Linked DNA regions of Homo sapiens: region 2 is linked to region 1. A link is an interaction called in ENCODE POLR2A ChIA-PET data of the cell type or tissue named here. Cell type or tissue: GM12878. All regions are shown on one strand. Links, peaks and the distances in the headings refer to the core of each region. The heading gives the core; the rest is flanking DNA.

Region 1 (4,397 bases), core at 314-4,313:
CAGTGGCATGATTATGGCTCACTGAAGCCTCAACCTTCAGGGCTCCAGTGATCCTCCTGCCTCAGCCTCCCAGATAGCTGGAACTATAGGTGCACGCCTCCACGCCTGGCTAGCTTTTTGAAGTTTTTGTAGAGATGAGGTTTCGCCATGTTGCCCAGGCTGGTCTCAAACTGCTGAGCTCAAGTGATTCTCCCGCCTCGGCCTCCCAAAGTGCTAGTATTACAGGCATGATTCACCGTGCCTGGCCAGTTCTTTTTTTAAAATATACGTTTTATGGCCTGGCACGCTGGCTCACCCTGTAATCCCAGCATTTTGGGAGGCTGAGGTGGGCAGATCACTTGAGGTCAGGAATTCGAGACCAGCCTGACCAACGTGGTAAAACCCTGTCTCTACTAAAAATGCAAAAGTTAACTGGGCATGGTGGTGTGCACCTCTAATCTCAGCTACTTGGGAGGCTGAGGCAGGAGAATCACTTGAACCAGGGAGGTGGAGGTTGCATTGAGCTGAGATTGTGGCACTGCACTCCAGCCTGGGCAACAGAGCGAGACTGTCTCAAAAATAAATAAATAAATAAATAAATACACATTTTATTAGTTTATTTTGGTTTATATGTAATGAATATATATAGTATGTTTATTAAATCTGCACCCTACTTTCTCTTTTCCCTTCTTAAGTAAATGTGCTTTTTTTGTCTTTTGTTTTTAAATCAGAAAAAGAGTAAGTACTATTGAATGTTCCTCTGTAGCTTGTCCAATAGATTTTTATAAGAAATGTTTCTTTTCACTGTGTTCTATGTATTTTTGTAATTTTAGTGTTGATTTCCATTTTTTGGCTGAAGGTATTCAGAATTTTTGTTTGTTTGTTTTTTGTTTTTGAGACGGAGTTTCACTCTTGTTGCCAAGGCTGGAGTGAAGTGGTGCAATCTCGGCTCACTGCAACCTCTGCCTCCCAGATTCAAGCAATTCTCCTGCCTCAGCCTCCCTAGTAGCTGGGATTACAGGTGTGCACCACCATGCCCAGTGAATTTTTGTATTTTTAGTAGAGGTGGGGTTTCACCACCTTGGCCAGGCTGGTCTCGAATTCCTGACCTCAGGTGATCCCCATGCCTCGACCTCCCAAAGTGCTGGGATTACAGGCGTGAGCCACCGCACCCAGCCTAGAATTTTTTTAACCCTTTATACACACACACACACACACACACACACACACTTTTCAAAATCAAATATACCAAGAGTCTTTTATTGAAAAGGAGCAGCCCTCTTCTGTACCTCTCTTATTTCCCAGAGGGAACTCTTTAACTCTTTTAGCTGTTTCTGATAGTAACTTCCATTTTCCTAAACAATTTTAAACTGCCTTATCTCGAGTTATCTATATTAGACATGTTGTTGATTTCCTGTTATATGATAGATGAAATTTCATCTCTCATACCACTTTCCTACCTGCTCCTTTCATCTTCCCAATCTGGTTATATTGATATTTTAAGCTAAATGCATAATCAGCATTTACTTTACCGTGATACTAAATGTTTACAAAAGCATGAAGTACTATATTCTTGGTACATTTTCTTTCTTGTATTGCATTTTATTTTTCCTACAGTTAATACCTTCCTTATATTTTCATACGTTTAATTTTCAGTGTTCATTTATCAAGGTTTTTTTCCTGCCTAAATCTGTATCAGATGATCCTTTAGTCTTTAAAAATCTCCCATTTTTTCTCTCCCAAAGTCCTTCATTCCCTTGCTTCAGTCTGGATTTTACTCTGTGGGCCTGAGCACAGCCATGATGCCATGACTTTCCTTCTCTAATCTCCTGGTTAGGTTTCATTGTTTGCCGAATCACATTTCTTCCTCTTTTTTGGTTTCCTTTCTTATTTTACTGGAACACATCCTCCAATGGCTTCCTAAGAAATGGTGCCTTGGAGAGCGACATTTTTTGAGGTCCTTGTGTGAATGACAATGTCTTTTTTTGTTTGAATCATCATACTCAATTGATAGCTGGGTTTAGACTTTATTTTCACACACGGACTTCATTGTCTTCTAATCTCTAGGGTTGTTATTGAGGAAAATATGCCATTCTGATTCTTGTTCCTTAATATGTTATTTCTTGTAATGGATTAAAACATTTACCATAACTTTTTTGTAATAACATTTTATAACTAATTTTTTTCTCATAATAAAATTAATTCAGCTGGGCATAGTGGCTCATGTCCGTAATTCCAGCACTTAGGGAGGCTGAGGTGGGTGGATAGCTGGAACCCAGGAATTTGAGATCAGCCTGGACAACATGGCAACACCCCATCTCTACAAAAAATTTAAGAACTAGCCAGGCATGGTGCACACTTGTAGTCCCAGTTACTGGGGAGGCTTAGGTGGGAGGATGGGTTGAGCACGGGAGGTCGAGGCTGCAGTGTGCTGTGATTGCACCACTGCACTCCAGCCTGAGCGGCAGGGTGAGACCCTGTCTCAAAAAATTAAAAAATCATGTGTATTAGTGAAGATTTGTAAAGTAGAAAATAATAGAAATAAAATTGAAATCACCAGTAATCCCACCATTTTGCGATAACTAGTATTAAATATAGGTATATTTCCCTCTGATTATTTTCCATGTATATTTTTATCATCATTGAGATGTACATAGTTTTTCTTAATCCTGCTTTTTTCATTAACTACATCATTGTTAATTTTTCTTAATAAATATTTTTGAAAACTTAATTTCTAGGGAATAATCTATCATATAATAATTTTTCTTTTTTGACATTTGCATTGTTTCAGTTTTTTCTATTATGAATAATGTTGTAAAGAATATCTTTGTGGGCCAGGTGCGGTGGCTCATGCCTGTAATCTCAGCAGTTTGGGAGGCCAAGGTGGGCGGATCACCTGAGGTCAGGAGTTTGCGATCAGCCTGGCCAACATGGTGAAACCCTGTCTCTACTAAAAATAAAAAAATTAGCCAGGCATGGTGACAAGCGCCTGTAATTCCAGCTACTCGGGAAGCTGAGGCTGGGGAATCACTTGAACCTAGGAGGCGGAGATTGCATTTAGCCAAGATTATGCCATTGCACTCCAGCCTGGGCCACAAGAGCGAAACTCTCAGATATTCAAAAAGAATATCTGAATATCTTTATGGCCGGGTGCAGTGGCTCACCCTTGTAATACCAGCACCTTGGATGAGCAACGCAGGAGGATCACTTGAGCCCAGGAGATTGAGGGAAAAAAAAAAAAAAAAAAAAAAAAAAAAAGCCCGGGTGTGCACACCCTGTAGTCCCAGCTACTCCAGATGTTGAGATGGGAGGATCACTTGAGCCTGGGAGGTCAAGCCTTCAGTGAGCTGTGATAACGCCACTGCATTCCAGCATGGGCGACAGAGCAAGACCCTAACTTAAAAAATAAAATAAAATAAATAATATCTTTGTGTGAGTCTTTTTTTTTTTCCCCGAGACGGAGTTTCGCTCTTTCGCCCAGGCTGGAGTGCAGTGGTGCAATCTCCGCTCACTGCAGCCTCCGCCTTCCGGTTTCAAGCGATTCTCTTGCCTCAGCCTCCTCAGTAGCTGGGATTACAGGCATCTGCCACCACGCCCAGCTAATTTTTGTATTTTTAGTAGAGACCGGGTTTCATCATGTTGGCCATGGTCTCGATCTCCTGACCTCGTGATCTGCCTTCCTCAGCCTCCCAAAATGCTGGGATTACAGGCTTGAGCCACAGTGCCCGGCCCGTGTGTGAATCTTTATCCACATATTTGATTATTTCTTTATAATACATTCCTAGAAAAGTTGAACTAATCTATGCTACTGCTTGGTGCTTATAAAATCTATTTCATTGTACTCTTGGTAGTCCTGAGTCATCACTTTTATTGTCATATTTTATTTTCTTGATTATTTTAATAATGCTTATTTATGGTGAAAAATATTTTACTTATGGAAGTATTGTTAAGCCTGCAGTGTGTTAGTCTGGAGTGGATGTGGTATTATGCTAGTGTATAATAACATCTTAAAGCACAATTTTTTACTTCAATACTGTTGATTTCTGCAAAGGAAAACTCAGGGACTAAGCATTCCCAGATAGACAAGCATAGCAAGAAGTTCAAAAAGCTAGAGAAAGACAACATGCAACAAAACAAATGTTATTGAATATTTGGCAGAATTTGCAGATTGCTACTACGCAAAGATTGGAGGAGAAAATTCAGAAACTTCAGAGACAGCTCAGTGATTTGAAATTGTCAAATAAAAATATGAAAACTCAGCTGACAAGAGTAAATGTCCTTAAAGTAAGTAAAGGAAGTGAGGCTTTCAGAAATTCACTAAAGCTTTGGTCTTTTACCATTTTAGCAGCATGCTTTTCATTGAAGCTAAAAAAATTAATATTAAAATTATTTTACATACATACAAAAGAATATATATT
Region 2 (4,397 bases), core at 250-4,249, 640 kb after region 1:
TTATGAGCAGATGAACTGTATTCATAAGGTCATTGGCTGGGTGCGGTGGATTATGCCTGTAATCCCAGCACTTTGGGAAGCTGAGGTGGGTGGATCACCTGAGGTCAGGAGTTCGAGACCAGCCTGGCCAACGTGGTGAAACCCTGTCTCTACTAAAAATACAAACAATTAGCTGGGCGTGGTGGCAGGCGCCTGTAATCCCAACTACTTGGTAGGCTGAGGCGGAGAATCACTTGAACTCGGGAGGCAGCGGTTGCAGTGAGCCAAAATCACAGCATGAGCAACAAGAGCAACACTCCATCTCAAAAAAAAAAAAAAAAAAGGTCGGCTGGGAGCAGTGGCTCATGCCTGTAATCCCAGCACTTTAGGAGGCTGAGGCAGGAGGATCTCTTCAGCTCAGGATACCAGCCTGGGCACCATGGTGAAATTCCATCACTATAAAAAATATAGAAAGTTAGCCAGGCGTGGTGGTGTGTGCCTGTGGTCCCAGCTACTCTGGAGGCTAAGGTGGGGAAAAATCACCTGAGGCTGCAGTGAGCTGTAACCACATCACTATACTCCAGCTTGGGCAACTCAGTGAGACCCTGTCTCAAAAAAAAAAAAATAAATAAAAATAGAAGGAGGTCAAGGCTGGGCATGGTGGCACATGCCTGTAATCCCAGCACTTTGGAAAGCCAAAGCAGGAGGATCACTTGAGGCCAGGAGTTCGAGACCAGCCTGGGCAACAAATCAAGACCCTTTCTCTACACAAAATTTAAACATTAGCCAGGTGTGGTGGTATGTACTTGTAGTCCCAGATACTTGGGAAGCTGAGGTGGGAGGATCACTTGAGCCCAGGAGTTGGAGGCTGCAGCGAACTATAATCATGCCACTGTGTCTTAGCCTGGGAGATAGAACGAGACTCCATTAGTAAAAAATGAAAATTAAAAAAAATAAAGAGTTAAAAAAGTGAAGTACAAACATTTATCACTATGGCTGGTAATTGTGTGCACTCCACTTTATTAACTGTGGTCATCTGAAATACCATGATAGACAATCTGAGCCTTTTGATGAGATCCATCAAAAACCACATGGGCCAGCTACCACATGTGCAGTCACCCAAAGAGTCAAGATCTCAAGAAATTTTATCTTTCACAAATGCAGATGTACATCACTTCGTTTATTAAGTTTCTACATTTTTACCTTGTGAACCAGGGAAGTTGATGGTGTAACTCCCAGTCCAAGGCTGAAAGCCTCAGGATCTGGGTGGTTGCTGGTGTAAGTATGTGCTGGAATCCCAAGGCTGGTGAGCCTGGAGTTCTAACATCCAAGGCAGCAGAAGAAAAGTCTGTCCCATCTCCCAAAGAATCCAGTTAACCTTCTGGATATGTTCTGTCTGGGCCTCCTGCAGATTAGATGGTGCATGCCAACATTGAGGGCAGATCTTTCCCATCTAGTCCACTCTGACTCATACACTAATCTCCTCTGGAAACATGCTCACAGACACACCCAAAATGATGCTTTACCAGATTTCTAGGTATTTCTTAATCCAGTCAAGCTGACACCTAAAATTAAGTCCACAAATTCAAACCTTGTCAACTTCACACCCATATGTATGAACTGTATATAATTTCCATGTAAAGACAATAGCAAGAAAATACTTCACCTAACATGATATGGCTATCCCACATACAACCAAAAATGTGCTAAATTTCTTCCCTAGATTTTGGCTTTCAAATTCCAGGATTTTAATATTTTGGGTTTTTAATTTTCAGGATTTTAGATATTAGAGATTTTAGACTTTAGAGATTTTGATCTTTTGGGATTTCAACATTCAGGATTGTATCTTTTGGGATTATGACTGACACCAGTTCTGACATAGACCGTTTAGGCCACAGAGCCTAAATAGTTGCTATCAGGCTCTTTACAAAAAGCTTTGCCAGTCCCTGACTTAGTGTCAATGGCAGTAGAGAGAAATGGGTGAATTTGATAGATATTAAGAGGTAGAATTGACAAAACATGGTGACTAATTGGATATATCAGTAAGAAGGAAAAAAAGTATTGTTCTGAGGTTTCCTGCTTGGCAAGCTGAGAAGTAGTAGTTTGGTTTATAGAAATAGCAAATAATGAAAGTGGGTCAGATTTGGGGAAAGTGGCAACGGCATGGAGATGACTTCAGTTTTAGGTATTTCGAGTTTGAAGTGTCTATAAGTCATCTGGAGCTGTCCAGGAGATGGTTCTATACATGAAGATCAGGACCAGTTTCTTGTCATCAGCATATAGGTGCAAAATGAGTACACACAGAAGAAGAGAGGGTCTGCTGGGCACAGTGGTGCAGGTCTGTAATCCCAGAACTTTGGGAGGCTGAGAATGGTGGATTGCTTGAGCCCAGGAGCTCGAAACCAGCTTGGGCAACATGGTGAAATGCCATTTTTTTTTTTTTTTTTTTTTTGAGACAGAGTTTTGCTCTTGTTGCCCAGGCTGGAGTACAATGGCACGATCTCGGCTCACTGCAACCTCCACCTCACAGACTCAAGCAATTCTCCTGCCTCAGCCTCCCAAGTAGCTGGGATTATAGTCCCAGCTACTCAGGAGGATCACTTGAGTCCAGGTGGTTGAGGCTGCAGTGAACTGTAACGGTGCCATTGTACTCCAGCCTGGGCAACAGAGCAAGACCCTCCCTCAAAAAAACAAACAAAAAATAAGTAAAAAATACAAAAAAATTAAAAATGTTCTGTTTTCATACGCACATGTCTGCCTCACTCATAGTTTTATTTTTATAAATTCAAGCACACAGTAGAGACTCTCTTTCTGACTTTATTTGCAGCTACTTTTAGAAAAAAGAATCTGACTGGCTCAGCACAGCCAATGGTTTTGCTTCCCTAGTGCCAAGTGTTCATTCCTGATCCAAGTAGCTGTGGTCAAGGGAGCAGGATCACAGGGGATGAGCATGTCTCCAGGGCCACACTGCTGGGTCCAAGTGGGGGAAGTTTTCAGAAGAGAGGGGTGTAGATTGGACAGTATCATAAAATGAATGTAGTACAGAGGGAAGCCAGAAGTGAAAGTAAGAGAGAGGGTGTTTCTAGAAAAGAAAAGTAGTTAACATTGTTATTCTGCTAAGAGAACAAGCAAGATAAGTACTGAAATTTATAGAAGACTTAGAAAATAAATTAAAAAAAGAAAAAGCTAATGTTAATTTTTTATTTCCTTACAATTTGAAAATAGTTGGGACCATATTATATGTGGAGTTTATTCTTTTTATTTAATATTATATGTGATTATTAATTTTATGTATCAGTTTATTTGAGTAAAGGTACTCAGATTTTTTTTTTTTTTTTTTGAGATGGAGTCTTGCTCTGTTGCCCAGGCTGGAGTGCAGTGGTGCGATCTTGGCTCGCTGCAACCTCCGCCTCCCAGGTTCAAGCGATTCTCCTGCCTCAGCCTCCCCAGTAGCTGGGATTACAGGTGCCTACCACCACGCCTAGCTAAGTTTTATATTTTTAGTAGAGATGTGGTTTTGCCATGTTGGCCAGGCTGGTCTGGAACTCCTGACCTCAAGTGATCTGCCCACCTTGGCCTTCCTGGGATTACAGGCCTTGACCACCATGGCCAGCAAAAGTACTCAGCTTTTGATCAAAAATGATCAAAACATCTAGATGTTTTTCTGAAAGTAGTTTTTAGACAAGTTTAACATTTAAATCAGTGGACTTTGAGTAAAGCAGATTATCCTCCATAATGTGAGTAGGTCTTATCCAATTAAATGAAGGCCTTAAGAGAAGACTGACCTCCCCCAAAGAAGAGTGAATTCTGCCAACAGAATGGTTTCAGACTTGAGCTACACATTAACTCTTCCCTGGGTCTTCAGCCTGTCGGCCTGCCCTGCAGATTTTGGACTTGCCAGCCCCTACAACTGCATGACCAATCCTTAAAATAAACTTTTCTTTGTATATGTAGATATACATATCCTATTGGTTCTGTTTCTCTGGAGAACCCTGAGTAATACATTATGTAAAGAATTTTCCCACCAATATAAATCCCTAGAAAACAATCTTAATGGCCAGGTGCAGTGGCTCACGCCTGTAATCCCAGCACTTTGGGAGACCGAGGTGGGCGGATCACCTGAGGTCAGGAGTTCAAGACCAACCTGGCCAACATGTGGAAATCCCGTCTCTACTAAAATTACAAAAAATTAGCTGGGCGTGGTGGTGGACGCCTGTAATCCCAGCTACTTGGGAGGCTGAGGCAGGAGAATCGCTTGAACCCGGGAGGCAGAGGTTGCAGTGAGCCAAGATCGCGCCATTGCACTCCAGCCTGGGCAGCAAGAGTGAAACTCTGTCTCAAAAAAAAAAAAAAAGAAAGAAAACAATCTTAATGAATGAAATTTTAAAAATATTCCTATGAAATAGTTTTTATACTGT

The links. ChIA-PET counts read pairs that join two places held together with the same protein. Peaks named below come from ENCODE experiments on the same cell type or tissue, not always from the same donor. Only the 100,000 strongest peaks of a DNase experiment are listed, where the experiment ranks them.
Region 2: POLR2A ChIA-PET joins it to region 1 with 6 read pairs; 3 of 35 experiments call an interaction of 5 or more read pairs at or near these places.

The regions. Positions count from the first base shown.
Region 1 is chr14:64,347,389-64,351,785 of GRCh38, reverse strand. It overlaps the pseudogene TEX21P. Among named protein-coding and RNA genes, the nearest start is that of MTHFD1, 39 kb to the left of the region's middle. In GM12878, for the core only: no CTCF peak of the experiment used is centred there; no DNase peak of the experiment used is centred there.
Region 2 is chr14:63,710,952-63,715,348 of GRCh38, reverse strand. The region is part of intron 1 of SGPP1 (sphingosine-1-phosphate phosphatase 1); the gene reads left to right. Among named protein-coding and RNA genes, the nearest start is that of SGPP1, 15 kb to the left of the region's middle. In GM12878, for the core only: no CTCF peak of the experiment used is centred there; no DNase peak of the experiment used is centred there; H3K27ac peaks cover 1,083 bases.